Regions from separate parts of the Mus musculus genome. Here regions 1, 2, 4, 5 and 6 are each linked to region 3. Evidence: chromatin loops called from intact Hi-C (ENCODE). Cell type or tissue: left cerebral cortex. All regions are shown on one strand. Each heading gives the region's core, and the rest is flanking DNA. Links, peaks and the distances in the headings are about the cores only. Region 1 has its middle 7.4 kb from the start of Gm24540. Region 2 has its middle 100 kb from the start of Gm35517. Region 3 has its middle 59 kb from the start of Gm24540. Region 4 has its middle 100 kb from the start of Gm35517. Region 5 has its middle 100 kb from the start of 4933402J15Rik. Region 6 has its middle 150 kb from the start of 4933402J15Rik.

What was found. Hi-C counts contacts between places; a loop is a spot of excess contacts. Peaks named below come from ENCODE experiments on the same cell type or tissue, not always from the same donor. Only the 100,000 strongest peaks of a DNase experiment are listed, where the experiment ranks them.
Region 1: a loop joins it to region 3, with 2.7 times the contacts of the local background. A loop is called at or near these places in 2 of 42 quality-filtered maps.
Region 2: a loop joins it to region 3, with 15 times the contacts of the local background. A loop is called at or near these places in 3 of 42 quality-filtered maps.
Region 4: a loop joins it to region 3, with 15 times the contacts of the local background. A loop is called at or near these places in 2 of 42 quality-filtered maps.
Region 5: a loop joins it to region 3, with 12 times the contacts of the local background. A loop is called at or near these places in 2 of 42 quality-filtered maps.
Region 6: a loop joins it to region 3, with 17 times the contacts of the local background. A loop is called at or near these places in 2 of 42 quality-filtered maps.

What each region holds. Positions count from the first base shown.
Region 1 is chr14:73,758,096-73,763,074 of GRCm38, reverse strand. No RefSeq gene overlaps it. Among named protein-coding and RNA genes, the nearest start is that of Gm24540, 7.4 kb to the left of the region's middle. In left cerebral cortex, for the core only: no CTCF peak of the experiment used is centred there; DNase peaks (open chromatin) are centred at 908 and 2,880.
Region 2 is chr14:74,115,988-74,120,966 of GRCm38, reverse strand. No RefSeq gene overlaps it. Among named protein-coding and RNA genes, the nearest start is that of Gm35517, 100 kb to the right of the region's middle. In left cerebral cortex, for the core only: no CTCF peak of the experiment used is centred there; a DNase peak (open chromatin) is centred at 3,072.
Region 3 is chr14:73,706,867-73,711,845 of GRCm38, reverse strand. No RefSeq gene overlaps it. Among named protein-coding and RNA genes, the nearest start is that of Gm24540, 59 kb to the left of the region's middle. In left cerebral cortex, for the core only: CTCF peaks have their summits at 2,030 and 2,250; DNase peaks (open chromatin) are centred at 2,017 and 2,701; H3K27ac peaks cover 673 bases.
Region 4 is chr14:73,911,798-73,916,776 of GRCm38, reverse strand. No RefSeq gene overlaps it. Among named protein-coding and RNA genes, the nearest start is that of Gm35517, 100 kb to the left of the region's middle. In left cerebral cortex, for the core only: a CTCF peak has its summit at 2,760; DNase peaks (open chromatin) are centred at 2,780, 3,339 and 4,425.
Region 5 is chr14:74,248,758-74,253,736 of GRCm38, reverse strand. No RefSeq gene overlaps it. Among named protein-coding and RNA genes, the nearest start is that of 4933402J15Rik, 100 kb to the left of the region's middle. In left cerebral cortex, for the core only: no CTCF peak of the experiment used is centred there; DNase peaks (open chromatin) are centred at 725 and 2,414; H3K27ac peaks cover 616 bases.
Region 6 is chr14:74,202,356-74,207,334 of GRCm38, reverse strand. No RefSeq gene overlaps it. Among named protein-coding and RNA genes, the nearest start is that of 4933402J15Rik, 150 kb to the left of the region's middle. In left cerebral cortex, for the core only: no CTCF peak of the experiment used is centred there; DNase peaks (open chromatin) are centred at 1,434, 2,088 and 2,434; H3K27ac peaks cover 849 bases.

The sequences.
Region 1 (4,979 bases), core at 574-4,573, 51 kb before region 3:
AGAGTGGAGGTGGGAGGGAGCTGAAGGAAGGAGAGGAACGGGAACTGTGAGTGGGATGCAATGTGTAAGAGAAGAATCCATTTTCAATATTAAAAAAAAAAAAAAGAAGAAGTTCTGTCTAAAATTCTGAAGTCTCTTCATAGTGGTTCTTATAAAATCAAAAATAAATTAAAAGAAAACAAAAAGAGCCAGGTCATGGTTACAATAAAAAGATGCAGAACAAAGGTTTAACCATGTAAAAGATTAGTACTTGATGCCTGAGACTTGCTCATGACCCCCTGGGCTCCAGTGAGCTTTGGCAGCTCTGTTTCTCTGGCTCAGCTATTCACAGCACAAACAGCTTGTCTCCTAGAGGCAGGATGGCTTCATGTCACAGCTGCTACTGTCCTTGGTGGTCATCCCATGGTACTGACATCTCCAAAACATTAGGATCTCTGCTGCAACCAGCCTCTTTGGAGCTTTCTTCAGAAACTCTGACCCAGTCACATGGTGTCAATCCTCAACTCTAATCCTGACCCCTTCAATCCTGGGCTTCCAGTCACCAATGGCCTCTCCTGGCCTTCCATGGTGCCAAGCCTCAGCTGCTCTCGATGACCCCTTCCTATGTTCAAAACCAGTACCACCTGTGAGATTTTTTCATCTTACCAAATTTGGCTGTCAGCAGAAAGTACAGTCTTGGCTTCCTCGGGACCACAGCTTCTGTGTGTTGACATTGAAGAGACACTTAACTAGATTTCCCCTCAATGATGCTGGTGTCCTCGTAAGCACAGCATTCTTCAGACCCAGGTGACCATAACCACAGATTCTTAATTCAGAATATCAAGCATCCTCGGATGAGTCCCTAAGAGACTCTCAAAACTTCCCTTGGAAACGTCACAAGGCAGGCCTCCATCATCTGCAGAACTCATCATTGTTATCTTCCAACCTCCCACACGACAGCCCACTGAGCTCTAAGCATGCAAAGAATTTCCCAGCCTAAGTTTAAATGCCACCACAGTCTTCCCAAAAGCATATCATCAAGCCTCTCAGCAATATTCCATGACCTGGTACCAATGTCTATCTTAATTAATCTGTCTATTGCTATGGTGAAATAAAAGGAGAGGGTTAATTTTGTTTACACTTCCACATCATAAACCTTCCTTAAATGTAGGAACCTGGAGTCAAGCAGAGGCCATAGAGGAATACATTTACTGGCTTGCTCCTCACGACTTGCTCAGCCTGCCCAGAAATGGCAGTTCCTCCCATGGGCTGGGCCCACTCATATCAACCATCTACTTTTAAAAATGCCCTACAGACTACCAACATGCAATCTAGGAAGAGACATTTTCTCAGTTGAGGTTCCTCTTCTCAAATGACTGGCTCTAGCTTGTGTTGAGCTGACAAACAACAACAGATAACTAATCAACATAATAACTAATTCATAATAGTGAATTAAAATAAAATACTTTAGAAATTACCAAATGTAGACTTTAAATATTTTTATCATAAAAATTACATAAGTATGTCTGGCCAGTGAGATGGCTTAGAGGATGAAAGTGCTTGCTGAAAATCCTGACGACCTAATCTCAATCCCTCGGACCCATGTGGTGGTAGGAAGGAAAGAATCAACTTCTTGTGACCTCTACACAAATGCCATGACATGTGTGCACACATGCACACACAAATAAATAAACCACTATAGTAAAAAGGTTTGAAAAAACAAGGATGCTATGTGATGCATGTATTAATTAGTGTGGTCTACGCTTAAGAATATAAACATATATTAACATATAACATTATCTGGCTGAAATATATTCAATTATTTTTAAATTATGCCTGAGTGTCCCCGGAAGAAAAATAAACAAAATAAAAATAAGCCATCTATCTAAAAAAATAGATCAACAGAATGTGGTGTCTGTGTAAAATGAATTTTTAGCAATGTTTCAAAAGAATGAGTTATGGAAGTATGTTATAATATACATGAATCCTCAAGCTATCATAATAAATGTAAGAAGGCAATATGACCACACACTGTGTGGATCTGGTGATACAGACTTTCTCTACATAGACATTTCCCTATTCTAAACATCAGTGGTTGTTCAGTTGTTGTTCCAGTTGAGAGGCTGCAGTTCCAAGGAAATTCAGGTGTACCTGTCTACTAAAGAGTTCAGAGGTAGTCAAAGTGGATTGCATTGTGTGTAAATTCTATCTCAGTAGATGTATTTAAATAGAAGATAACAATGATGTCAGAAAACCAAAAAGACCAATATTAGTTGGGACTACTCTTTTTTTAAAAAGGAAGTTTCTATGGTAGTCAAATGATCATCAATGAAATTATGAAGAAAACACAAAATAAAATGTGTTTTAGGCATTTTTGGTTGCACTTGATAGAGGCCTGAGAAACAAAGAGAAGTTAAGAGCATTTTCTCTCCAGCCTAGGCATTTTTAAAATGAAGGAGAACAATCAAGTTGGTTAAAATTAAAGTTTTAATTGTTCAGCCCTTGGCTATAGTTTGCAAAGACTCATAAACACATGGCTGTGATTAGAATCTTCAGAGAATACCAAACAAACACCTTGCCAAAGGGTGGTTCTGCACAGAATTAAACCCTACCCTTTTCAGATGAATATTTATTTATCACTGCCAAGTCTTTATTGGAGAAAAGCTTAGTATATTAAGAAGTTCCTGACATTTAAACTGTTGTTCTGTCATGTCAAAGGTGATCACCATTAAAGATCACCCTCCAAAGTTCTTGTTAGATGAAGTTCAATCAGAGGATTGTCTCTTTATGACTTTGTACTGGCAACAAACTAGGAACAACCAAGGCATCACTGTTCAGTGAACAACTGGACAGTAGCCAAGAGAAGCTGACATTTCGGCAGAGCTTTCAACACAGTATTTAACTCACTGGGGAGATTTAAGGTAGCACAGTTGGTCTCAAAATTATAGGACAAAGTTGTCAGGGAAAAGCATTCCTTCCCAAACAAACACCTACTGACAATCAAAAGATGTGGGAGGAGGAGGCAAGGGGGAGTGAAGTGTATGTGTCAGGTCTCAAGTCAGCATGGGGAGAGAGTTACTCTGACTGATTTGGTTATCCTGTGTAAATTAGCTCCTTGCAAATTTTCCGAGGGGCAGTTTCCAAAGTCTTCAAGGCAAATAAATGAACGGTTTAGTTGAAGAAGGAAACAGTTTTCAATGTGTGCATATAATATATATGTATCTCTACAATATGCAGATTTATTTATATATTATTTATAACATGTTTATGTACTTCTTTATGGTTATCTTGCATTTTATCCATACACTGTAATTTTATGCATAACTTCTATAAATTATATCTATATAGATATATAGATGTCTCTCCAACACACCCTAAGTAAATCTTTTTTTTTAATTAGGTATTTTCCTCGTTTACATTTTCAATGCTATCCCAAAGGTCCCCCATACCCACCCCCCCAATCCCCTACCCACCCACTCCCCCTTTTTGGCCCTGGCGTTCCCCTGTACTGGGGCATATAAAGTTTGCAAGTCCAATGGGCCTCTCTTTGCAGTTCCTCTCAGTTCTCCACCACACTCTCCCCAGTAGCTAAGAAGGAAAGACACAGCACCCTTGTGTTTATCTGAGATGTAGAATAAATGTCATGGAAGGCAACCAAGTCAAAACTAAGCAGAGGATTGTCTCTTTATAATTTTGTATTGGAAATTCTACCTAAACAGTGGTTTTGCTCAAAGACAGAAATCTGGGGGTCTCTATGAGGAGTGTTTTACTTCTCAGTAAGAGCAGCTCTCACACCTGGCTCAAATGCTGTGAAAAGCCACACTCTCTTTAACATCATTTTAGCATCTCTAATTATCACCCTTCTGAGTCTCAACAAAAGGGAAGTGCTCACACTCATGCAATCTAGAGAAAAGCACTGATTGGACTCAGAACTAGACAATAATTGGTTTGTACCTCCCTTGGAGGTGCTAGGTAGACAATGGGTACCCCCAGCATCCCTCATTAGCAAGTATGAGCAGTGCCCCAGTTCCTGGGTCTTTAAGGGGAAGCCAGCTTAGCTCCTGGACCAGCATCCAGCCCTGCAGTGGGCAATGATGCAACCATCACATCCCACAATGCCTCTCACACCTGCAGCAGGAACACCTTCAGGCTTTTCTTACTAGTTCTGATCACTGGTTCAGTACAAAGGCTATGAAACTTGAAATTACAAGAAAGAGACCTTCTACCTGCAACTTTGAAATTATTTGGCCATCATATCTCTTAAGATGAACTTAAGAACAGAACCTGCTATTCAGAGAGAGGTTCTGCTCTGGACAACTTTGAGAAGGAAATAAAAAGGAAATAATTATTAAGCCTCTAAATGGCAGGATAGTTTAAAAATAAGAACAGGAACAGGTCAGCCTAGTGGATGCTCAAATGAAATAAGAAGGTAGTCATTTTTATATACCAAGATTCTGGGGAATTCTTCTTTAATAATTGGGCAATACTGTCTACAAAGAAATATTTTGGGCAAAGTTTTTAAGTGGCGGAAAGGAAAGGATTCCAAAATATTTTTAACATTGCATGTGAGAATTTCTGGGAAACTGTGTCATCTAGCCATTTCAGTTGGGGGAGAGGAAAGTTGGTTATGCCAATGGACCACTCATCGATCATTCCCTAAAGGCCTCAGGTTCAATAGCTTGTTGCAACCAGGAAAGTAGGAACAAGCAAAAAGAATACATACAGAAGATTTACATGGCAGTAAATAGCTGCTGCTGGACAAGGTTAAAATTCAGTTACCTCCACCTCCCCAGTGCCTTGAGCTCTTAGAGATATTACAAGGAAGTGAGGGAGTTCAATATTCCGTGATTTGGGGAATTTCTATCACATAACCACATTAGCTTTATACTTTTTAGTCAGTTTTTCTTATAACATTGTAGTGAGAAATAAAGTTAACATAATATATTACAATGTTATTTGCTCTGTTTTAATCCTGGTGTTCCTTTTCTGAGTGTTTCTTT
Region 2 (4,979 bases), core at 689-4,688, 410 kb before region 3:
CCCTCCCCCCACCCTGCTCCCCAACCCACTAAATGGAGAGAAGCTGGAAGCAATCCCACTAAAATCAGGGACTAGGCAAGGCTGCCCACTCTCTCCCTACCTATGCAATATAGTACTAGAAGTCCTAGCCAGAGCAATTTGACAACAAAAGGAGATCAATGGGATACAAATTGGAAAGGAAGAAGTCAAAATATCACTATTTGCAGGTGATATGATAGTATATATGTGACCGTAAAAATTCCACCAGAGAACTCCTAAACCTGATAAACAGCTTCAGTGAAGTAGCTGGATATAAAATTAACTCAAGCAAATCAGTGGCCTTTCTCTACACAAAGGATAAACAGGCTGAGAAAGAAATTATGGAAACAACACCTTTCACAATAGTCACAAATAATACAAGGTCTGTGTTTTAGGACATCTACAACTACATCTTTTTATCTTATACATGACATCATTATTTGGACAATTTGACCTCATCTACGAGTTTCAATTTCCTTCACCATGAACTTGACCCCTATTAGTAAAGCATATGACAGACCACTCCTTTGTCTGAATAGAATATTGACCACCAACTTCCTTCCCTGTTTTATCTCTTCTTCCACGCTTCTGGAACAGCCTGTAACACAGTAATTCTCTTTCCACACCTCAGCATCCTCATAGATAAACAAGTTTGCTCAGTTGTGCCTTTGTCCTCTTCCCTACTTTTCCTGTGTCTCTGTGTGTGTGTGCATGTATGCATGTTCATGCACACATATGCATATGTATAGATATGTGCAGGAACAAGCATCCTGGTATCTCTGTGCTTTCCAACCATGTCAATTTCCAGTGTTTCTCTCCCAATTGCTTCTCAGCCTTACCTCTTCAGACAAGATGGGGCTCAGTTCATTTCTCGTTGATATGATGAAGTGCCCCAACGAAAGCAACATAATGCAAAAGTGGCTGATTTTGTGTCAAAGTTCCAGTGGGCATCATAGTGGTTAAAACCCAGCACTGGAGCAGGGAAACATAGTAGGAGGAGCAAGATGCCAGCTGGTCACATTACATCTAGAATCAGGAAATAGACTGAATAGGAAGTAGACTACAAAGCTTCAGAGACCCACCTGTTCCACTGAGGCTATGCCTCCTAAAAGTTTCACAAGCTTTCCAAGCAACTCTATCAGCTCTGAACTGAGGGGTGAAGCCTACAAACCAAGGGAGAACATTTCACATTAAAATCATAACAGGGTTGCTCCTGAAATCTGGAGTGTGCCATTTCAGCTAGGCTGTGTGGTCAGCAATCCTTTAGAATCTACCTGCCTCCACCTTCCACAGTGCTGGGCTTATAGGCTTATGTCACCGTGCCTAGCCTTTACTTGAGTGCCTACAATCCAAATGTAGAGTTTCATGCTTGAGTAGCAAACACTGGCCACTAAGCCACCTCCTCAGTCCCAACCTTCATCTTCCCATGCTCTGTGAATTCTCCATACTGACTTTGTCCCAGAGCAAAGCTAAGGTATTTGTTATTCAATTCAATGGGTTAAGCCTTTCAACCTCTTTTACAGCATGCTAAATTATATATGGAAATGCCCTTCTCTGACACTAGGTGTTAGGCTCTAGTCTTCTGTGTTCCTACAACTGCACCTTTGTATCAGCACCCACTCCTCCTATTACAAAAACAGAAGTGCCCCCTCTTTCTTCATTTTCTTTGAGGGCAGTGATTGCAGAACATTTGCTTTCTCAGTATCTCATACTCACTAAGTTCTCAGTAATCATTTACTAAACTATAGAATATTGGTTCTGGATTCTACCATTCTAAGCATGTACTTGTCCACAAGATACTATTTCTTTTTCTGTCTGTGTACAATTTTTTTCCTAAAACTTGTAAAATGAAATTATCTTACAATCACTGACAAAAGAAGATAATCATAACACTAGTTTTGGTTTATTTACCAGGTGCTGGTCAATGAGCTAAGAGTTTTACACACATCTTCCCACTAACCTTTCTAAAATGCTACAACATGGTTTCTATTGTTGCCCACACTTTGTTTCTGTGGTGTTAGAAGCTGAGACCGATTAACTTTCTTCAAAATCATATGATGAGAAGGAAGGAGTCTACAGCATGAAGCCATATCTTGAACTCTCAGATTTTTCCAGAATTAAAAATAAAACAGAGCACTGTGGGACAGCACCGAAGTCTGTGGGACACCAGAAAGCAATTCAGAGAAAAGTTGTTCTGTGGTTTAAGCCTAAAGATTAGATAGATTGATATTTATTTTTGGGAAGCACTTAGTAATTGTCTGTATGTCTCTCCATTCAGGATTCAAACACCAAGGGACATTAAGATATCACCAAATGGTCTAATATTCTCTGTCGATATTATCCTGCTTATTCATTCATCATGCATTTATTTGACATCTATTTTTTAAATGAAAAGATTTAAATAAAGAGCCATTCCTTCTCTGTGTTTATAGTATACAGGAAAAGACAATACTCTCATTAAAGTCATGATATAGCATATGGAGAATGCTATACCTAGAAATCCACAGAGTTTAAAGTGGGTATTCTCAACCAGTAGGAGCATCAGAGGAAGCTACCTGGAAGAGGACTCACTTAAGCAGAATGCTCAGACAAACTCCACTTGGAAGTTAAGGCTTTCTCTATCAAAGCACATCCAGGTCTCTTGATAGTCCTTATCAAATGATTACTTAATTGTAATGTGATCACATTTTTTTTTCTTGTTTAACTATTCCAATTTTTATTTTAACCAAAAAAGCCAACAAGAAAAGAGTTCAGTGAGGCCCATTTTATGTCAGGTATTTTCCAAACCCCTGATATCTAGACATGAGTTAGACATAATTCCCATAATTAAGATATTGAAAACAAAAACAAAGAAAAACTCTTAGTGAATTACCAATCATTAGGTAGTTTGTAGGGGGAGAGAACAAGTTAGTCGTGTTCCAGATTGGGAATGAGAAAAGCAAGAAGACCAAGGAAGATTCCATGTAGGAACCAACAGTTGGGTTGAGTAGGAGGACACCAGAAGAGAACGAATATTCTAGAAAGAGGGGGTGGACTATGCAAAGTCATGGAGGTGAGAAACATCACAGAGTTAAGTAGGAAAAAAAGGCATGTGGTGGCAGCTAGAGGAGGTGTTGTGCTTGGGAGAGTATAAGGCAAAGCAGACACACAAAAGTAAAATAGCAAGAAATAAGGCTGCATAATTAGGGGAGCCTAGATTTAGAGGGTTTCATGATTCATAAGATCAGTCCTAAGCAGCAAATAAGCTTCATGTATCATTAGCTTAAATAACAAAAACCCTTTACTTATGGCATGTATCAACCCTGGGCCCACTATACCTCTGTTCCAGGCATCTTTATTACACCAGGATTCAGGGAGAATAGGACTTCCCTTATAATGCATTGTCATTCTTATAGGACAGTTAAAGTAGAAGGAGGACAATATAGTCTACAAAGCTACTGACTCCATGTAGCACCTAGCATCTCTATTCTTAGCTTATTAACCCAAAGCAGGTCACCATTTCAGCCCTGATGACAATGGGTAGGTAGCAAGGAAGTCTAATTCTCCATAAAGGCAGAATGACAATTTATCACAAACAAAAATAAACTATACCACACCACCTGGGAAATACAGACATTAAGCTATAGTTGGTGATTGGCCAGTAAAGTCTTTAAAATGCTCTAGTTAACATTGTATCATAGATAGGACAAACTAGTTTCTATGGGAAGACTCAAGAAGCAAAGATTGCAAAAACCAGATACAAGTATATAGCCATTCATCTCTTGGGCATCTAGCTTCACACACATTGACTGTACATCATAATTTCAGTGTTTGCAATGGCCACAGATGGAGATATGCAACCAGAAACACAGTGATGGGCAACTACTCCATCCCAAGAATGTAAAATTTCAGCCACATCTCTAAAAAAACAAAACCACAGCCTGAACTGAATTTTAAAGTCTGAGATGATATTAGCAAGGCATGAGAAGAAGGGATGAAGGATCATGGATGTAGAACTATTTTAAAGAAAGTGCTGTCTTATCACTAATTTGACACTAACTAGGCAGTGGGGCATACACAGCAACACTTCTAACTTCTAAGACGAAGGTATTTATTTTCTCTGTCACTATGATAAAACACTATGCCCAAAGCATCTTATTGAGTTTATTTGGGCTTATGTTTTCAAAAGAAGAGTCCATAATGGTGGGGGAAGCATCGAAGCAAGCAGCTACAAGAGAAAGCTGACACATCACATTTTCAAACACAAACACAAAGCAGAAAGAGACAACTAGAAATGAGTTAAGGTCTTACTTCTAAGCCTGCTCCCAGTGACACACTTCTCTAGCAAGGCTATACCTCCTAAAGGTTTTGTAACATCCGCAAACCAACTACGGACCAAGTTTTCAAATACCAGAGCCATGAAGGATATTTCTATTAAGTTTCCTCACAGAGATCCAGTTATTATTTTCATCTATGAATGTAAAGGATTGGTAGAGGCTTATTCACTGATGAATTGTTTTGAAATTCCTACAATGAAGTCTTTTTGATTGTGAATTACTTTTTTAAATTTAAAAATATAACCCCTATTTATATATTACTATGCAATCTATGTTCTAAGTTTATAATTATTGTGTGTGTGCACTGTCAATAACAGTTTTTAAATTGAGTTTACAGTAGCTCTAAACAATGAGTTGAACGGCCACCTGTTGTTTCAGGAACTACTACATGGTAAAATTATTTTGCTTGTTTGGTTTTTTTGTTTCTTGTTTTTTTTACTAGGATTTATTTCATGTACTTATATGCTTGACATATTTTTCTCATGTTATTTACAAGGTTCCCCACCCAGATTATATGTAAAATTCATCTGAGATATAAGTCAGTAATTCTCTCTCTCTCTCTCTCTCTCTCTCTGTGTATGTGTGTGTGTGTGTGTGCGTGCGTGTGTGTGTGTGTGTATGTGTGTGTACTTGTAATCTTGAAAT
Region 3 (4,979 bases), core at 362-4,361:
AGAATAAAGCAATGTACACATGAACAAGGATAAACATATCACACACACATATATGCAAATGCACACACACAAAGAAAAGATAAACTTTCAGAGAACAATTTGATAATTCCTGCCAAAATTCATCTTGTTTAAATGACTTCGCTTGTGTAGTGATGTAATATGACCTTCCTCTGTTTATTACAGTATTGTTTGAAACAGAAATTTTGTAAACAACATAAATCTATCTTTTAAAAAACTACTTAAATTATTATATTGCATAGAATACAATCTATCCATTAAGAGAGTGGATACACAAATCTGGGCTCATCAACACTCTATCAGACATGGAGTAGGTTCTTGTGAGGCCCATCCTTCCCTGAAGAGCTATGGGCTGTTAATGGCTCCTGGAGGAAGGGAGTCATATTCTCCATTGGTGTAGCCACTGGTAAATTGCCCTTGTTTTAGGAAATAATCATCCAGCTATGCTTATGCAAGCAATCCTGTTTATAGTCAGTGGGCACTGACTATAGGTTGGAGAAATAATTTGCTCTTCCAGAGGACTCAGGTTCCTTCCAAGCACCCATCAGGTAGCTCATACACATCCACAATTCTAGTTCCAGGAAAAATAATACTCTGTTCTGGCCCCAACTCCCACCAGGCAGAAACATGGTGCACAGACCAGCATGTAGGAAAAGCATTCATATACCTAAAATAAAATAATGTTTTAAATACAATGGGCACAAAAAAAAAAAAAACAGAAGACATGAAAGAGAAGGCTGGGAGTGTTGGGAAGAAGGGGTCTGGCAGGCGAGGGAAAAGAAGAAAGAGGATAATGGGGATGTATAAATCAAAGTATATTACATATGTATGAAATTGTGAAGGATAAATAAAAATTTAAAGGGAAAAATAGTGAGATGTATTTCTAAATTTGATAGATAATCTTAGTTGTCAACTTTACTAAATTGAGGCATCCTCATTGATCAGTAAAGTCCCTAAGTTGAGAAGGCCAGGAAGCAGATCTAGAGAAAACAGGAAGCCACAGCAGCTGCAAATATCTAAGAGGCACAGAGATCTTCAGAGTCTGCTTGTAATTATTCTGTAGTAGTTTAAAGGGAAATGCCCACCCATAGATTCATAGAGAAAGGCATTATTAGGAAGTGTGACTTTGTTGGCAGAAGTGTGTCACTGGGGGGGGGGGGGGCAGGCTCTGAGGTCTCAGATGATCAAGCCAGGCCAAGAGTGGCCCACTCCTCCTGCTATATACTGATCCTGATATAGAACTCTCAGCTACCTGTAGGCCACCATGCTTCCCACCATGATGACAATGAATTATACCTCTGAACTGCAAGCCAGCCTCTATTAAATGTTTTCCTTTATAAGAGTTGCCATGGTCATAGTGTTTCTTCACAGAAATAGAAACCCTAGACATTTCTTCCCTCCAGAATGGACACTTGCATTATTAGAAATGCTATAATATGATCGACTTCCATTTGGTTGGAAGCTTTGCCCTTTGAAGTCTGGAGGATTATTACTGGAGCTCCACTCAAAGAATAGAATTATATATGGTGGCTCACTGGAAGTCCTGGAAGCTTTCTGTGAGAGATTGTGGGCATGGAGAATATTGTTAGCTATAAACAAAAATACAGGGGATATTATATTTTAGGATCTAAATGAATATATATACATATATATGGAAGACTGACTGGAGGGGGCAGGAAATCCCAAGTGTACTCGGATCTACTGGGAGGGTGCCACTACAGTTGTCAGGAGCTTTGGGTGCAAATTCTAAGAACCACCTTGAGGTAGATAAAGAGCAAGCAGTGGGCGCAGCCTTACAAAAACAGATGGGTATCTCAGGGAAACCAGCTGTCATTCACAGCCAGATGGTAAAGCAGATCTAGAAACTGGAAACCCAACAGACACCTTAGAGCTGGACTCCCACACCTGCCACAGTGCCCATAGGTGGGAATCCTTCACCCACCTACACAGGGCCTCTGCGTGGTCGTCTTCCCCGGGTTTCAGTTTATTAGCTTCCAAAAAAAAAATCAAGAGATAGCTCCAACATCTACAGCAAGTTGGCGGTGTCCTTGGCTTGCTGGATGATTTTGCAATATGCTGCTCACACTCTTAGCTTTCTTGACAGGGGAGAAGGGAGACACAACATCATTCCCCTTGCTCTGTGTAATGCCAACTCCCTCTCTCCTCATTTCTTTCCTCCTCCTTTGTTCTTCTATGACATTTATTTGGCTAGCCAGAAAGTCACTTACAGCCTTCCTTCTGGCACCTCTAACCACACTCCTCCCCCAGAGGACATTTCTGTAACCACTCACTGACTGCTCAGAACAGAATCGTCTTCTCTGCATTGAAGCCTTACCACACGTGTGACTGCATTTCCGAGGGTCCATGGCCACGTGAGCAGAGTTCAGAGCCTGTGCCTGAAAATGCCTACTTAGGACTCTGAGCTTCCAAGTCAAGACCGGTCTCAGTTGTCTGCTAAAAGCAGAGCTTTAGAAGAGAATTTGGGTTAGGAAGTGTGGTGGTTTGAAGAAAAATGGTCCATAGGGAATGGCACTATTAGGAGGTGTGGCCTTGCTGGAGTAGGTGTGGCTTGTTAGGAAAAATATATCACTAGGGGCCTTGGAGAAAGAAACCCAAGCCAGGCCCTGTAGCTCACTTGGTCTTCGTGCTGCCTGCTGATCCAGATGTACAACTCTTAGCTACCTCTCCAGCACCATGTCTGCCTGTGTGCCATCATGCTTCCCACCATGATGATAATGGACTAAACCTCTGAACTGTAGGCCAGCCCCAACTAAATGCTTTCCTTCATGGTCATGGTGTGTCATCACAGCAATAAAACCCACACTAAGACAGATACATTACTGATAGATGATCCCAGGACACCAAAATGAAAGAGTATGAAAAATGAGAAAATTTCTACTTAGGCATATGTTAACACCACCACCTCTACAGGCAATGAGTCCTTGGTGGCAGCAGGAGTTCAAATTCTTCTAGCATTACCAGCCAAAAGTTATATTCTTTTTTATTAAAAGGTTGGCTTCATGCCCCTCTACTTTCTTCTTGCTCCTGTGTAACAGCCAAGAGCTCCTATAATTTTGAAGGTCTTTAAGGAAGAGAGAAGGGGGTAAATGAATCTAAGATTGGGGAAATCAGTTTGTAGGGAACTGATCCACTGCTTTGTGGGAAAACTCAGCAGGGGCTGAGTGGATATGGCATAAAAACAACACTGTTAGGGCTGGAGCACATACTGTTCCCCAGTGGCTCATGTGTTTGAACACTTGGTCCCCAGCTAGTGACACTGGTAGAGGAGGTGGTGGAACCTTTAAAAAATGAGGCTTGCCAAACAGAATCTGGTCCCTGGGTAGGGAGTTATAGGTTATAGCCCAATCCCATATCCACTAATTTATTTTTTTCCCCCTCGGTAGAGTTGAATTCAGTCTACCTTCCAAAAAATATGTTTTGATTCTTTGAAAATATCATACATCTTTACTCCCTATCTCAAATTCCTCCCAGATTTACATCTTCTCCTTGTCTGCCTATCTTTATGTCCATTCTTAAGTCCTCTTTAAAAAAAATACACACCAGTCCAGTCAGCTAGTGAGAAACTCCTTCTGACCTTCCACCACAGTGTGTGAGCAACTGCAAGGTCCAATACCAAAGCTAACACCAAGCCTCCTGCCTCCTTACCAAGTTGTATGATAAAATAAATGCTTTCTTGACTAAACTGGCTTCTTAATAGGTGCTTGGTCATAGTGATGATGACTCACCTAAGATACCTTTCCCACTGCTTGATATAACATGTGCACATAGTTTTAAAAATAATCTGGGCTGAGAAAGTGGTTTAGTGAGTTGGTGGTTTTAATAAGTATGGCCTCCAAAGGCTCAGAGATTTAGAGAGTTAGGCACCAGAGACTACTACTTGGGAGGATTCAAAGGTGTGGCCTTGTTGGAGGACATATGCCACTGTGGGGGTGGGGGAAGTGGGCTTTGAAGTTTCGAGGACCAAGCCCAGCAGCTCTTTCTTCCTGCTGCCTGAATGTAGCTTCTCTACCTGCCTGTGTGCCACCATGCTCCTTACCATGAATATAATGACTAAACATCTTAAACTTAAGTCAGTCCCAATGCTTTCTTTTCTTAAGAGTTGCTGTGGTCATGATGCCTTTTCACAACAATAGAAACCCTAACTAAGAGAAGCTGGTACTAGGAGTGTAGCATTGCTATGATGGGCATAGCTATGCTAATTATTTGTGGAATGTAGACTTTGGAACTTTAGATTAAGAAAGCAGTTGGATGATTTAAGCAGGACTTAATGGGCCATACTAGTAGGAACATGAAAACTGATACTGAGGGTGATTTAAACTATGGGTGCCTAGCTCAAGAAATTTCAGATAGGGACAATATTAGTAAGTAGCCTAGGGATCATTCTGGTATTTTGGCAAAGAGTGTGGCTTTTTTTTCCATGTCCAAAAAGTCTGCCTGAGGCTAAATTGAAGAGTTTTGGAACAATGGCATTGGCAGAGGAGATTTCAAGACAACCTAATATTGAACACCTGCCATGAAAATAAAGAACTAAACCTCTGAAATTGTAAGCAAGCCCAAATTAGATGCTTTCCTTTATAAGACTTACCATAGAACACTTCACACCATAGAACACTGATTAAGACAGTAGGTAAAGTGATACCCATGCAAGTGTGAGGATCTTTGCTTGACTAAAACTTAATGTAGTAATCCATCTATAAACCCAGCACTCATACCATGAACTGAGAGGCAGAGACATGCGAATTCCCAGAAGCTCACAGGCCAGTTCTCCTGGTAATCAAGGGGCAAACAATAAAAAGACCTCTGTCAAGCAAGATGAAAAGTGAGAACTGACACCTGAGTTTATACCTCATGACAGGTGTACACCTGCACTCACACGTCATACACAAATATGCACAGAGAGACAGACAGATCAACAGACAGACAGAGAGAAATTGTATTTT
Region 4 (4,979 bases), core at 529-4,528, 200 kb before region 3:
AAGCCCAGAGTGCCAGGAGAATGAATGGAAATGTGTAGCCTCAGGGTGAGATAGGGGAGGGCCCTTTAGAGAGTACCAGAGACCTGGGAAGTGAGAGACTCTCGGGATTCAATGGGGGTGACCTTAACCAAAAATGGGGAGAGATATCTCAAAGAGTCCACTCCCAGTAGATAGACAGTGCCTCAAGTGGCAAGACAGGGTTACCAACTTACAGTCAAAATTTCTGACCCAGAATTGCTCCTGTCTAAAAGAACTGCAGGAGCCTAGAATGGCTGTCCTCTGAGAGGCCCTACCTGCAATTGACTGAGTCAGATGCAGATACTTATACCCAACCATTGGACTGAAGTCGGGACCCCATGGTTGAATTAGGGGAAGAATTGAAGAACCCAAAGGGGAGAGTGACCCCATAGGAATTAGTCTCAACTAACTGGGATTCCAGGGAGCTCCCAGAAACTGAGCCACAAACCAGGCAGCATACATAGGCTGGTTCTAGCCCTCCCCTTCCCCCCACCCCCCCCACATAGATAGCAGAGGACTGCCTGGTCTGGCCTTAGTGAGAGAAGATGCAGCTATGCTTCATCCTCCAGAGACTTGTGGCTACAGAGAAGGGGGAGGTCTGGTGGGGGGAGGGAGCACCATCTCAGAGGCAAGTGGAGGAGGAATTGGATGAGGAACTGTGGAGGAAGGAAACAGCTAGAATGTAAATAAAGAAAATAATTTTTAAAATGTCAGTTGTTGCTCTGTTCTTTTCAAGTTGATACATAGGTTCTTTGATCAACATCTGAAAATGAATATCCCTAAAGAATTTCTGAATTTATTTATTTTTTTATCACTTCTGGTTACTTTTTTATAGGTCATAGCTTTGACATTGCAGCACAATGATGTCAATTACAAAGTTCATGGTCAAGAACCATGCAAGAGAATTATAAGAATATTCAAAAATAAACCTCGTAGTGTTGTAAGTCAGTTTACAGTTTCTGTTGGCCTCATTCATAGCCACTCAAGGCACACACAGCACCTTTGGCCCACTAGCCACAGGTTAGACCCACACCTTAAAGGTGGCTTGTTGTTTGGTATGTAGTGACTATTGGTATTCTCCCTGTGAATGGCATCAGCTTTTAATTCCTTCCAGCTCCGTGTGACTTTTGTGACTGTTACTGATCTAAATGTTCAGATGTCCCTTGCTGCTTTAGATTTACTTCCATCCCTTTACCTGTTTCTTGGAAACTAGGTTTACATAGTTTCCTTCTTCTTACTGAAGAGTAGAGTCAACGTCGCAGATAATCATCCGCTCCCGGTACATTTATTTGAATTGCCAATCTGATAATGTTTGTGCATTCACTAGTGACTGTATTGCAAACCAAGTATTGAAAATGCAGTGATATGAATACCTGTTTACGATTTTTGCCAGTATTTCTTTGCATTAGCCTTTATGTTTGTCTCTTCTTTCCTGCTGACTTTGAAGTCAGACATTCAATGTTTTATTCTTTTCTGATGAGTGTCTATAATTTGTAAAGACACCTACTTTAATTTTTTCTATAAATCCCACCCCCAAATAAGACAATGAGCTCTTGACTCTTCTTGCCTTCTTTCTCCTCTCCTGGGCTGATGTCATCTCAGGAGTTTCTGTCATCTCTAAGGATGGATGTGAGGGATGCAGCCAGAGCTGTTTGCTGATTTACTGTATCATCAAGGACAGAAAGTCCCACACAGAACAGACAGCCGCTCAGTATTTGAAAATCGTTTGTTTGCGGAGACTTCCTTCTCTAAGGGAAGAAAGAGGATTTTACATAATTGTAGCACCTGGCAGCTGACAGACCCTTGAGATGCAATACTAAGCAGGATGGATAGCAAAATTAGCAGGTCTCAACAGTAATAACTGATGTGATTGGAAATATTCTTGTACATGGATTTCCTTAAGTAGTTAAAGTACTTAAAGTCTTAAATCTGAAGTAATTTAATTCTTACAAGCTCTTTCATTCCTGGTGTTTCTATATTTCTCATATTCTAGTTTGTACCTTCATCCATAAAAAATTATTCAGATAATCTCTCTTTTTTGCCATAATCTTAGTCATCAATCCTTTGTAAACTGGGGGAAGGGGAAAGTATTTTGTACTTGAATAGGTTAAACTTTAACTAGCAAACAATTAATTATGTATTTCAAGGTTTCAGTTGAAGCATATATTCATGAAATCATCACAAGTGAGAATATATATATATATCATTCCAGAAGTTGCCACCTACCCTATATATCTCTCCCTGCCTCCCTTCCAAGGACCCCCTCCCCTATTCCTAAAAAACTATTCATCTCCTTTCTGTCACTATAGGTTAGTTTTTATTTTTTAAGAGTTTTATAAATGCAAGTAACAAAATGTGTACTCTTCTCTGCTTTCAGCCTAAACAATGGATTTAAAATACATTCTGGCTCTAAGTTCCTACTGTGTAAGAACACTTCAATTTGTTTATTCATATATTAGGGATTTTTTTTCTCATTCCTGTGACTCAAAACCTGAAAAGAAGCAACTTTTGGGGAGAAGAGTTTCTTTGAGGTCATGGTTTGGAGGTCCAGCCTGTCATGCCAGGAGAGGTATGGTGGTGTGAATAGCTCTCAGCCACGGTGGCTGAAACATGAGGTTTATTGTTATTTGGATGCATCAGGAAGTAGTAGATAAAGCAGCAAGCGAATCTGTACTGTGAAGAGGCTGGCCCCCAGTGTCCTATTCCTCCACCAAATCTCCACATTCTAAAGTTTCCACAGGCTCCCAAAACAGCGTCACCATCTGGAGAAGTATCCAAACATAGGAGTCTATTGGAGAGTATTTCCCCAGTCAGACTACAATAACATTCCCCAGTTCTTATATGCTAATGACTATTTCATAATGCAAAGCATCTGCATTCCAACTACAAAAGACCTCAGTTAACAGCTTCAACACTGTTCAAAAGTACAGTCTGTGCTGAAACTTAAGGAATGCCGAACCGAAAGTCCCTGCAAAAAAAAAAAAAAAAATCAAAAGACATGTTACACAAAATGGTACAGAATAAATATCCTTGTATTGCAAAATGAGAGGTTTTGGAGAATAAGGAAGGAGGATCAAACCAAAGCAAGTCTGAACCTAGCCAGACAAACATCAAACACTGCAGATCCGTGTGCCTCCCCCACCCCCACTCCACCCCATCCCCCGCCTCCCAGGTCTCATGGTAAGTTCCAAATGGTTTGGCTAGTCCTGCCCCTCTAAGCCTGTTGCCTATAACATGTGGTCTCTCTCTTGGGCTGCATGAACTCGGTGCCTAAAGCTGTTCTGGTGAACACCCCATGTCTCAGGCATCTTCCATTAGCTGAGATCTTTGCAACTTGGACTTCTTCCTTAGCCGCTTCATGCACTGCTCTCTCAGGAGCTCCATGCAGAAAATCGGACCTGCTATTGGTTGTGCAGCCTCAGCAATTCCAAACTATTGGTGCATGCCTCTATGACTCCCCCATTCTTGTATCCAGAATACCTGAGGCACTAATACTATATAGACTACACCAAGCTCTGGTGACCTAAAATGCTGAATCACAGATAAAAGTGTGCCTTTGAGGCTAAGCCCAGGAAAACAATTTCCAAGGCAACTGTGCTTTAGGTGGATTCACTAAAAGTTTCTTTTTGCCCAAAGCTCTGGGCCTGGAGATGTATCTCAGTTGGTTGAGTGTTTGGCTATCATACACAAAGCCCTGGGTTCAATACCACCTGTGATTCCAGCACACAACTACATAGTACATTTGAGGTCTGCCTAGGTATATGAGACCTTGACTCAAAAGATAAAAATTGGACAAAGAATTATATGAACATTTTCCAAAGAATTTGCATGATTATACTCTGGAGCTCTCTATCCATGGGATCTTGCCTTGAGGAAGGCTAATTATTATCTTTAACAATTATAGACATTTCATCTACAGCTATGCTATCCTCAGTTTTAAGTGGGTTTAAGATTCCTTCTTTACCTAATGGCACACATTTAATGTCTTTAGCTGTTCATCATTCCTCTCCCTTTCTCTCAGTATGAATCTGGGTAAATGAAGTGACAATTATTACATAACCTGAATGTTGCATTGTCTTGAAATGTCCTTCACTAACCAACATAGTCTATTACTTCCAGATATAGATTTGTTCTAAATTCTATGACTCCGACAGAATACAACCAGATTTTTCCCTACAATGTAACAGTGCTAGCCCAGTCCTCAATGGAGTCTTTGCACCTTGGAAACATCAGGATCCCAAATTTTACCGTGACTATTTAATATTCTGGTCTCCCATGCTCTGGCTAGAATGGAGCACTAAACTCTTCTTATTGCCCTCCTGGGTTTCTCTAGCCCACAAATTCAAATTCTCCATCAAACCACTTCCAAAGATCTATGAACAATGTAAGCATGTAACCATAGCAACATCCTCACTCTCAGTTTCTGGTACCAATTTTCTGTGTTAATTACTTTTCTTGTTGCTGTAAATGAAGACAAGCCTACAAGAACTTAAGAAAGTTTCTTTTTGCTGATAGTTTGAAGGCACAGTCCACTGTGATGAGGAATGTGTGCAGGAAGGAGTAGCTATCAGATGTGATGGAAGAAGATGAAGCCCCTTGTTCATATCCAAATGAATCAGAAAGCAGACAGAGATTAAAGCAAAATCAGACAATAATCTGAGACAGAAGGAAAGACCATCCAGAGACTGCCCCACCCGGGGATCAATCCCATAAACAACCACCAAACCCAGACACTATTGCATATGCTAGCAAGATTTTGCTGACAGAATCCTGATATAGCCATCTCCGGTGAGGCTAGGCCAGTGCCTGGCAAATACAGAAGTGGATGCTCACAGTCAACTATTGGATGGAATACAGGGCCCCCAATGTAGGAGCTAGAGAAAGTATCCAAGGAGCTGAAGGGGTCTGCAACCCTATAGGTGGAACAACAATATGAACTAACCAGTACCCCCAGAGCTCGT
Region 5 (4,979 bases), core at 549-4,548, 540 kb before region 3:
AACCTGAGCACTGTAACTCAGGGAAGGCAGGGTTGCTCAGCTTCTCTTCAGGAGTCCACTTGTGAGAAACCACTGTAGCACTTGCTGTACATTTTCCACACAATATGGTTTAGGTCTCATAACACCTCTGAGATGAATGTTATGCCAATTTGTATATGGAGGAACTGAAGAAGCTAATAGAGTTACATAAGTCAGGTGAGAGTGCTGGAACCCTGAACACCATATTGTGACAAATGTCTATTGTATCTTTCCTGAGGTCCCACCTCTCTTCCTAGAATGTCCACCAGCCTTTCACTTATTGGGTCTTCACCCTTATGATGCTCAATTCAATCTTAATACTTCCCTGGTATGGACCATAGTGATAGATGTCTGGGCTTTCTGAGAGTTTGTGGTCTCAACAGTGTCCTCTACTGAGCTACAGTCACCTTGAATACCCAGAAAAGTCTTTTTCCATCCTAGTAATCAAAAATTTCTGAGACTTGGCCTTAAGCCTTAGTCACCTGTGTCAATGTTGGGGGGTGAGTTTGGTAGACAGAAAGAGTTCAGAGAACACCATGCCTTTTAGCAGGCTCTTCTTTACTGGCATGAAAATGTGCTCATTTCACTGGTGCCAATTTTATCTCTGGAGGGTAGTGTCTGGGGAAAAAATGACAATGTGTGGTTGGTTATCACCATCTGCATTTTGCCTTGTAGAAAATCTTAAGAGTATCACCAGCTGTTCTGTATAACTGCGGGAGGCTCCAGGGCCTCTAGGGAAAAGAAAAAGCATAAGGACCCAATCTTATTCCCTCTGAAGGAAATGCAAACGTCTGGAACCTGGGGGTGGAGAGAAAGGGAGGGCGAGCCCTGCATTTGTTATAGCTAGAGTTTGCTTTTGTGTGTGACCATGTGCTGGCAGGGCAAGAGAAATGTGTGCAAATTCAGAACACAAAGTCATGGAACTTGTATGTGTGTTTGGCCGATTGGAAAATGTCATCACATTGAGTACTCAAAACATCCCACCCACGTTGCAGAAGAGAAGTGTAAACACAGAACACTAGGGCGCTGGGTATAGCCTAAAAGAGGTCCATGTATTTTTAGCTTCCAGATTTATTATAAGAAAATGACAATGCACATGTGTGTTTGTTTAAATATAATGCCAAAGCTTTTCTACCAAAATTCTAGAAAAATAACTGGTTGTGCCTAGAGAAAACATTAATACCCTGAAATGCAGATATTTTGAGGGATCAAAGTAAGAGTAGGAGTTGGGGTACACATCAATAATCTTAGTACTTAAAAGGGGGAGGCAGAAGGACTGGGAGCCTGAGACCATCTAAGCTATTCTCACATACTCGTCTCAACAAACTCCGGAAATATCGCTTGGTTTTACTGATAGAAGTTGAAGGATGTTAAACATAGCAGTCATTTAGTATGCTGTTGCTCTAGGCTTCCCAAGGGCAAAGGAACTGAACTGCTGGAGACGCAGAACTGCTGAATCTAGTTTCAACCCAGACTTTAGCTGCTAAAAGGGCTTCAGGTTTCTAGATTGTATGAGGGCATGCTCTGGGAGCACTATTGGGCCTGGCAAAAGAATCTCTTAAGTGACCCTCATTTAAAAGGAACCCCTCTATAGTCCTTGGGATAATTTCAGTGTCAGTGATAAGCCTTTGTAAACCTAATAAAATTTTGTGGTTTTTTTTTCCAATTAAATATGGTCTTATAAAATCTGAAGATTTATAACTAATAGAGGCCTAATTGTTTAGTGTAGTATATTATAATTTCCAGAGTTTCTCATATGATTATCTTTATTATTAAATGTATATGGACAATTTAAAGACATTCTCTCTGTTTATATAATGCTAGATTCTGACAATAAAAAAATGAAACTTGGATAGTCAGGATCAAACACCTTCCCTCAGGCCCTGGTTCTCAGCATGTGAACTTGGGTTGACACACTCAAACCTCCTTTGATCTTTACCCAATAGTAAAAAATATTTATGGTCACTGATATATTTTAATGGCTGTATTTCAATTTTCTGTGATGTACCTCTACACACACACACACACACACACACACACACACACACTAATGAGTTGAGTATAAGAAGGTCTAAGATGTCCCTACACTAAAGGAATTACAAGTTCACAAAGTCAGAAACATACTTATTATCTCTACATCACCAGTCCTTGCTGATTCCTAGTTTTATGATCTGAATGTTCCAATGTCTGAATTAGCCGAAACATTTTCCTAGGTCAGAATAAGATCTCTTTGTGTCTTCTAAATTGCCGGTAGCATTTAGGTGCTTGTTAAAGTATTTACATTTGCATCAAACTCTTCAATGAGATGTCAGCATGGCTCTTGCATGCCAAAGACTCTATTCTGGCAATAATCAAAGCAATGCCAGCAGCCACTGTTTATGAAGAACTGTGCATGAGTCACATGCTGAGCCAAATACTGCATCTCATTTATCTTGAAAGAATGATGTCACCTAGATGATGTGACAGTTATTCCATAGGTGAGACAGTGGAGGATTAGTGATACTCTGTAACCTGCCCGATGACACAGAGTTGGACACAGAGAAAGTGCTAGATTTCAAACTCAGGCCATTAGTCGTCAAGACTCTTATACTAAACAGATCTCCATACCTCCTACAGTATGCCAGATGCTCTTTATTTTCCTCTTGCATTCACTGGTTAACTAATCAGAGTTCTCTGATGATGCAGTGGGCTAATCTGCAATAAAGGAGGGTGGGTGGGCTCTACAGGAACAGCATTCTGATCTCTTGTAGTAATACAGTTATCACAGACTAGATAATTTAAAATGATTTGAAATGCACTTTCTCACAGTTCCAAAGACTTGGAAATCCAAGATTCAGGAGCTGTGATGTAGTGTATGTCAGGAGTGTCTTCTCATATCTCATGGTGGAAGACAAGGTAAGGGTGAGAGACATGGTAGCATTAATCCATTTGTGAGGGCAGAGTCTCCATGACCCAGGCTTGAAATGATAGACTGAAACTACAACATTGATCCTTCTGGCTTAGGGGGAAGGAACGTTCTGTATTCATCTCTGGTTGCTTGACCTCTTCCAACATCTTTTTCCCGTAGGAGTTTTCACTTTTCAGTAGTGATCCCAGTACCATCCTCCAGTCTGATCTTCAAGCATTCAATCTGGTTATTGTTTTAGGTCTGAGGAATTAATTTAAGTAAACTTAAGAACAAGGCTCTTGCTTCTCCCTCACAGAAAAAAAAATGAATTAACCTTTTAAAATCATAGCTTTAGAAAACTAATTAACCCTATTTATTTATTATCTTGGTCTGTTTATTCACTCACTTACTCAAACTCTCATTTTTTTTCAGCAACTCATTTTTTTTTTGAGTTTACACAATTTCAACCTTCAAGGTATTCACACTCAATGACAACAATCAGCAGGCAACTCAATGATTAATGTAAATACTGACCTTGAACACTGGCTGTCCTAGTGTGCCACAGCCCTGGGATTTCCTAAGCTGTGAAACTAACTTGGCTCAAACTGGGACAGTTGCTGACGGATGAGATAGTTGGTTATTTGAAACCCCATGACTCAAGCTGTAAGGACAAGGTGACATTTCCTAGCAGCAATGGTTCTAATGCTGGAACTTCAGTTCAGACAGCCATGGAACTCAGTTTCATAGCATGGGGCCCTACATTCTCTGTGATATTGATAGCTCTAAACACAGGGATGCACGAGGGGGGTGAGAAGAATGTATATAGGTGCAGATAAACAGCTTTGGTATTTCTGAGTGAACACTAAACTCTCTTTAGAAATTGGCTCCTTTACATTTTCTAAAGAGCCATCTTCCATACCCTACTCATTTCTGCATTCACAGCCGATCCCCGTTGCAGGGCATCTGAGGCAGAAAGCTTTGTAGAATCTTAAATCAGCTACACTTCACCCTGCAGATATCAAAGGATGAAGAACTCTCGGGAGCAGCAAAGTGTGGCTAAGTATGCAACAGTCTCATTTACTGAGTGACACTTAGCCACTGGGGATATGTCCTGGGTGTGGCTGAGGCAGTATTGAAGCTCTCCAATTGACCTGGGCAAGAGTACAGGCTGGAAGCCCTGCTGAGGATGGACATTCTTTGTTCCCCAGGCAGAACTTGATCTCTGGAGGCTTACGATGTAAGACTACGGCAGAACTGCCAGAAAGCATAATAATTGCCGTGATTATGATTATGAGCGCCTTGTAATTGCTGTTCCATCATGCCAACTATCTTGGGAAGGAAAGAGGGAAGGCCTCATGAATAAATGATCACTTAAATATTTAAGCAGATGATTATAATATACAACTTGAAATTCCCTGGCTTTATATTACCCTTGAAGGCAAGTGCTACATGCAAAGTCTGGGCAATTTGAATAGGCTTTCCAGTTCAGACATCTGGTATCCTGAAATATGTATGTGTGTATCTGTGTTGAAGAATCTCATGTAAGTCTGAGTAATAGATGCATTAGAAAGTATTTATATAACACAAATATTTAGGTTGCTTATTTCAGGAGTGTATTATAAAATATATTGAATGTTCTATCTTTAACCTATTTCTAATAGAAAATGGAACGTCATATACACACACACACACACAGAGAGAGAGAGAGAGAGAGAGAGAGAGAGAGAGAGAGAGAGAGAGAACCAAGCCCATTGCAGCAGAAGAGGGCATTTTCTCATTCCTTACGCCTTCCATCATATGACCAAACAGCTCTAGCAAAACACTGTTAAGAGTTCAGGAAAGCCAGGCGTGGTGGTGTACACCTTTAATCCCAGCACTCGGGAGGCAGAGGCAGGCAGGTTTCTGAGTTCGAGGCCAGCCTGGTCTACAAAGTGAGTTCCAGGATAGCCAGGGCTACACAGAGAAACCCTGTCTCAAAAAAAGAAAAAAAAAAAAAAAGAAAAAAAGAAAAAAAAAGGAAAAAAAAAGAAATAAAGAAAAAAGAAAAAAAGAAAAAAGAAAAAGAGAAAAAAAG
Region 6 (4,979 bases), core at 553-4,552, 500 kb before region 3:
CCAACTAAGAAATGAATGTATTTAAGGGTGCAGTATGTGCAGCTAAAAGAGCTGTAAGTGGGGATATGTGTGCATTGAGCACACATATGCTCAGTGTGTAAGAATTAGCTGTAAGTGGAGAGATGTCTCAAAGTTACCCACACTTTATACCTCCCTCTGTTAAAAACAATATTCTTTTTTTCTTCCAGTTTTTAAAGACTATTTTTTATGTATTTTCCTCAATTATATTTCCAATGCTAGCCCAAAAATCCCCCATGCCCTCCCCCCCACTCCCCTACCCACCTATTCCCACTTTTTGGCCCTGGCATTCCCCTGTACTGGGGCATATAAAGTTTGCGTGTCCAATGGGCCTCTCTTTCCAGTGATGGTCGACTAGGCCATCGTTTGATACATATGCAGCTAGAGTCAAGAGCTCCGGGGTACTGGTTAGTTCATAATTTTGTTGCACCTGCAGGGTTGCAGATCTCTTTAGCTCCTTGGATACTTTCTCTAGCTCCTCCATTGGAGGCCCTGTGATCCATCCAATAGCTGACTGTGAGCATCCACTTATGTGTTTGCTAGGCCTCGGCCTAGTCTCACAAGATACAGCTATATCAGGGTCCTTTCAACTTTAACATGTGTTTAATAAGAATACAGAAACCCAAATATAGGATCAATGTGTGGTGCTATTAGGCAGCTCCTCTGCAGAAAAGAAAAAAGAAAGAAAGAAAAAAAAAACCTGTGGAGTTCCTTTAGTGATCATCCACACTGAATGTCCAAAACTACTTCATAAGCATGACGTCTAGGCATAATCCTGATCAAAAGAGTATTAAACAGGGATGAGATCATAGCTTGGCAAATAATAGTCCTAATTACCTGTAAAGCTCAGAAAGAAACAGCATGTAGAATGTTTTTCAAACGGAAGCAATCAGCTCAGCATCATCTTGACACAGTCTCATGCATGTCCAACTGGTAAGCTGGGCCCTGTGACCAGAGCTGGACTCAAAATGGACACAAAGGAGCAGTATCCATTGTGACAAAAGGCCAGTATATTGCTAGTAGCAATGCATGATGATCATATTTTTAAGGGTTAAGCACTTGTTTATTTAGCTTCCAAAACAACTCTATAATGTAAATAATTATATTATTATTTCTATATTAAAGGAAGCAATGAAGGTTTAGGAGTGTTAAATAACATTTCTAAGGTTTAAAGTCTACTTTTAACCACACTACTACACACTGTCTCTAAAAGGAGGTGGGTTTGTACCTTTTGAGGGCATAGAAGAAATTTGGGCGATGGTTTCATATTGGTTGCTATTGGTGTGATGTAGAAGCAGGTGTGGGACACCAGTTCAAGCAAGAATATGCATGTGATATATGTAGAGGGTCCTTTTTAGACAGATTAAATTATCTTTCTATGCAGCCACATTTTTAAAAATATATACAGATGCTTCCGTGATTACTAACGTGTAAATTCATGCATTCTAGTCATCTTTAAATCTGAAAACTTTTTGGAAACAAAGCACCATCCTGTCATGACATCAACTTAACAGCTATGCCTTACATACTTATTTTTGGATATGAATATGTCACTTTTAAACAAAAGAAGAGCTAACCAAAAATAAATCACTATTTTCAGGGTATCCAGTAACTTACTTCAATTACAAAAAAAAAAAAAAAGTTTTATAATTCAAAAGACTTGGAAATCACCAAGTAAGATCCCTTAAATTTAGGGGCATTGACCTGTTTTAGTTAGCTATAGCTATACCACGTGATGTTACTTGCCATACTACCGATTGCAATGTGTAAGAGTTTGAGTACTGCATGTGGAATTTATATAGATTTAATCTTCAAATCTTTTTGTGATAGAAATAGTTTTTTGTCTTTATATAAAGACCATAAAATGAATGCTGAAATATTAGATGCTCACGGGAACAGAGAAATGTTAATTGGGTACCCACCTTGACTTCTGTACTACCCTGACATCTGTCTCTGAGATGTAGCTTTCTTAGGTGAAAAATGGACATGCTTATTTAGATCTAGATAGGAATGTAAGGCATTTAGAATTACATAATGAGCCATGAATGGTGTGTGCACATTTGGAAGGGAAAATGACTTTCTAGATATAATTAACCAACTAAGCTCAGTCAGTCTACGTACAGTATGTCAATTTGGAACAGGTCCTAATACAGACTCCTCAGTCTAACACTGAGCAAATTTTTCCCCTGCCTATTTCTTTTTTCTTCTTAAGTGCAGTTATGTCAGACAGGAATGACTTCAGTATGAACTTGACATTCTCCTATTAAGTCAGCAAAGTAATTAGGGGGAAAAAATTACACACCAAAATTATCAGTATATATAGACAGAAGGGGTAATTCTTCCAGACATCTCCTTGTCGAGCTACAGGTCATTGCTTCAGCCAGAAATAGTTAGAACATTACAGTGTTGCTTCTGATAGTCATGTGCTTACCTTCAGCCCAGCCTTTCAGAGGCCTGCCACTCAGCACAGAAACAAAAGGATATACTGATCTTTGGAACTGAACTGAGCCTATCACTGCCAAGGGTCTCCTAAAGCAAAGGGCTAAAAACACTAAACTTGTCTTAGAGTTCATGGAACTTTCAGGTAAAACATGGGATATTTTAATTTTTTGGACGGTTCTCCTGTTTTTATTTATTTGTCTTTTATTGGTTATTTTATTTATTTACATTTCAAATGTTAGTCCCCTTCCCAGTTTCCCTTCTACAAGCCCTCTATCCTCTCCTCCCTCCCCCTGCCTCTATGAGAGTGTTCCCCCACCTGCCCACCAACTCCTACCTCAGCAGCATAGTGTTCCCTTATCTTGGGTCATCAAGTCTCCACAGGACCCAGGGGCTCTCCTTCTAGTGATGTCAGATAAGACAATCCTCGGCTACATATCCAGGTGGAGCCATGGGCACCCCCTGTGTACTCTTTGGTTGGTGATTTAGTTGCTGGGAGTTTGGGGAGGTCTGGTTGGTTGATATCATTCTTCCTTTGAGGTTGAAATCCCCTTCAGCTCCTACATTCCTTGCCCTAACTTCTCCATCGGAGTCCCTACGCTCAGTCCAATGTTTGGCTGTGTACATCTGCATCTGTATTGGTCCGGCTCTGCCGTCTTTTTACCTAGTTTTCAATTCTTTTAAAAATTAAGCTTGATCTTTGACCATCACCCCCCAACACATAAACATATGTGTGTGTGTGCTATATGTATATATATATGTATGTACACATATATATATTTAACACATTTCGATTGCTTTTGCCTTAATTCTTTCTTATTTTCCCTCCTTCTCTTTCTATCTCCCATTTCCTACTAATTTCCTCCCCCATCCATGCCCTACTCTTTCATGGCCCTTCACGTTTGAGGAGGGCACTCTGTGTAACCATAGGATTAGAATTTATCTACTGGAGGCTAGTCGGTATAACCAAGTAAAACTGAATACAGTAGTTTCTTTCTCTGAGCGTCTATCAGCAGTAAAGGCCAGGGTCCCATGGCCCTCTGCCACCCATGGTTAACTATTGAGGGGCCTACATTATACAGGCTCAATGCATGTAAATAGAGTTGCTGTGAGTTCCTGGTTACACTGATAGTATCATGGCTAGAAGCTAGGATTTCTGTATCTTTCTATCTTCTGGCTATTGAGTTCTTTTTGACCATTTTTCTACAATGTTCCCCGAGACTTGGAGGGGTGATTTAGGACTGAATTCTCATCTGTCACTTAATTCTGAGCATCTAGGACAGCTATGTGTCCACATTCCCTGACATTCACTGTGAAACAGAACTTTCTGTGATTCGGGTTTAGCGTACCATTTTCTAAAGGTATAACCATTAGAAAATTTAAAGGCAGACTGACATTATATACATTTCATAATCATTGGGAGTATTTTTCCATAAGGTCTTATGTCCTTAAAAAGCCCAGCTCATATCATTAGACACCAGATCATTTGTGTGATCTGAATGTGTGATCTGGTTGGTGAATACAACCAGAGAGTGGCTGGTTACCTACATTATATTATACCATTATCTTCCATGTGAACATATCTTTGCCTGGCAAATTGTTATGGTAGTTCATGTAATTCATTATAATCCACTACTAGGTACAGCTGTTGATGCCTTTATTTTCCCAACCACCTATGTGGCAACTTTTGGAACTTTGAGAAATAACCAACAGAATTTTCCAGATAAGTTCTACTGTGACTCCTCAGTATTCTTCTTTCCTTCTTGATCCCTTTTATAATCATGTTATGTGTCATGCTCAGCAGTAGGTCTTAGCCTCTAGGTATGGTAGACTAACAAGCAAAGAGACAAGTGCCTGTATTGTTTTTGAGGGTGTGTGGAGCCTCCAATACCCTTAGGGAGTTATTTCATACCTGGCATCTGAGCTTTCCTTCTTTCTTTTTTCTTTCTTTCAATCCTTCCTTCCTTTCTTTCTTCCTTCCTTCCTTCCTTCCTTCCTTTCTTTCTTTCTTTCTTTCTTTCTTTCTTTCTTTCTTTCTTTCTTCCCTTCCTTCCTTTCTCCCTTCCTTTCTTTCTTTTTCTCTTTTTACACTCACTTACACACTTTATTTCACTTTATCTTTGAAACAATACCCTAAGCGATTCAGGACAGTTATCACCATTTTCATCACTGTCACCCCATATTATAGATGGGGAATTGATACCCACACAGATTTAATATCTTTTTCCAAACAGGAGTAAGATAGACATAGGGATATTCCTAATTAGCAAATTAAAAAAGATGATTTTCCATCTCTTTAGCTGGGTTTACTTTTTTATTTCTTTCTTTTAAAAAATTTATACAATATTCTAATCACAGTTTCTCATCTCCAAAATCCTGATAGACCTTCCCCACCTGCCAGCCTACCCAACACCCAACTTCCTTTCTTTCTCTTTAGAAACGAAAACAAGAAAGAGAAAAAGAAATGGAACAATTTAAAGAAGGACAAAGAGGAGGAGGAAAAGCTGTAAAAAATACAATAA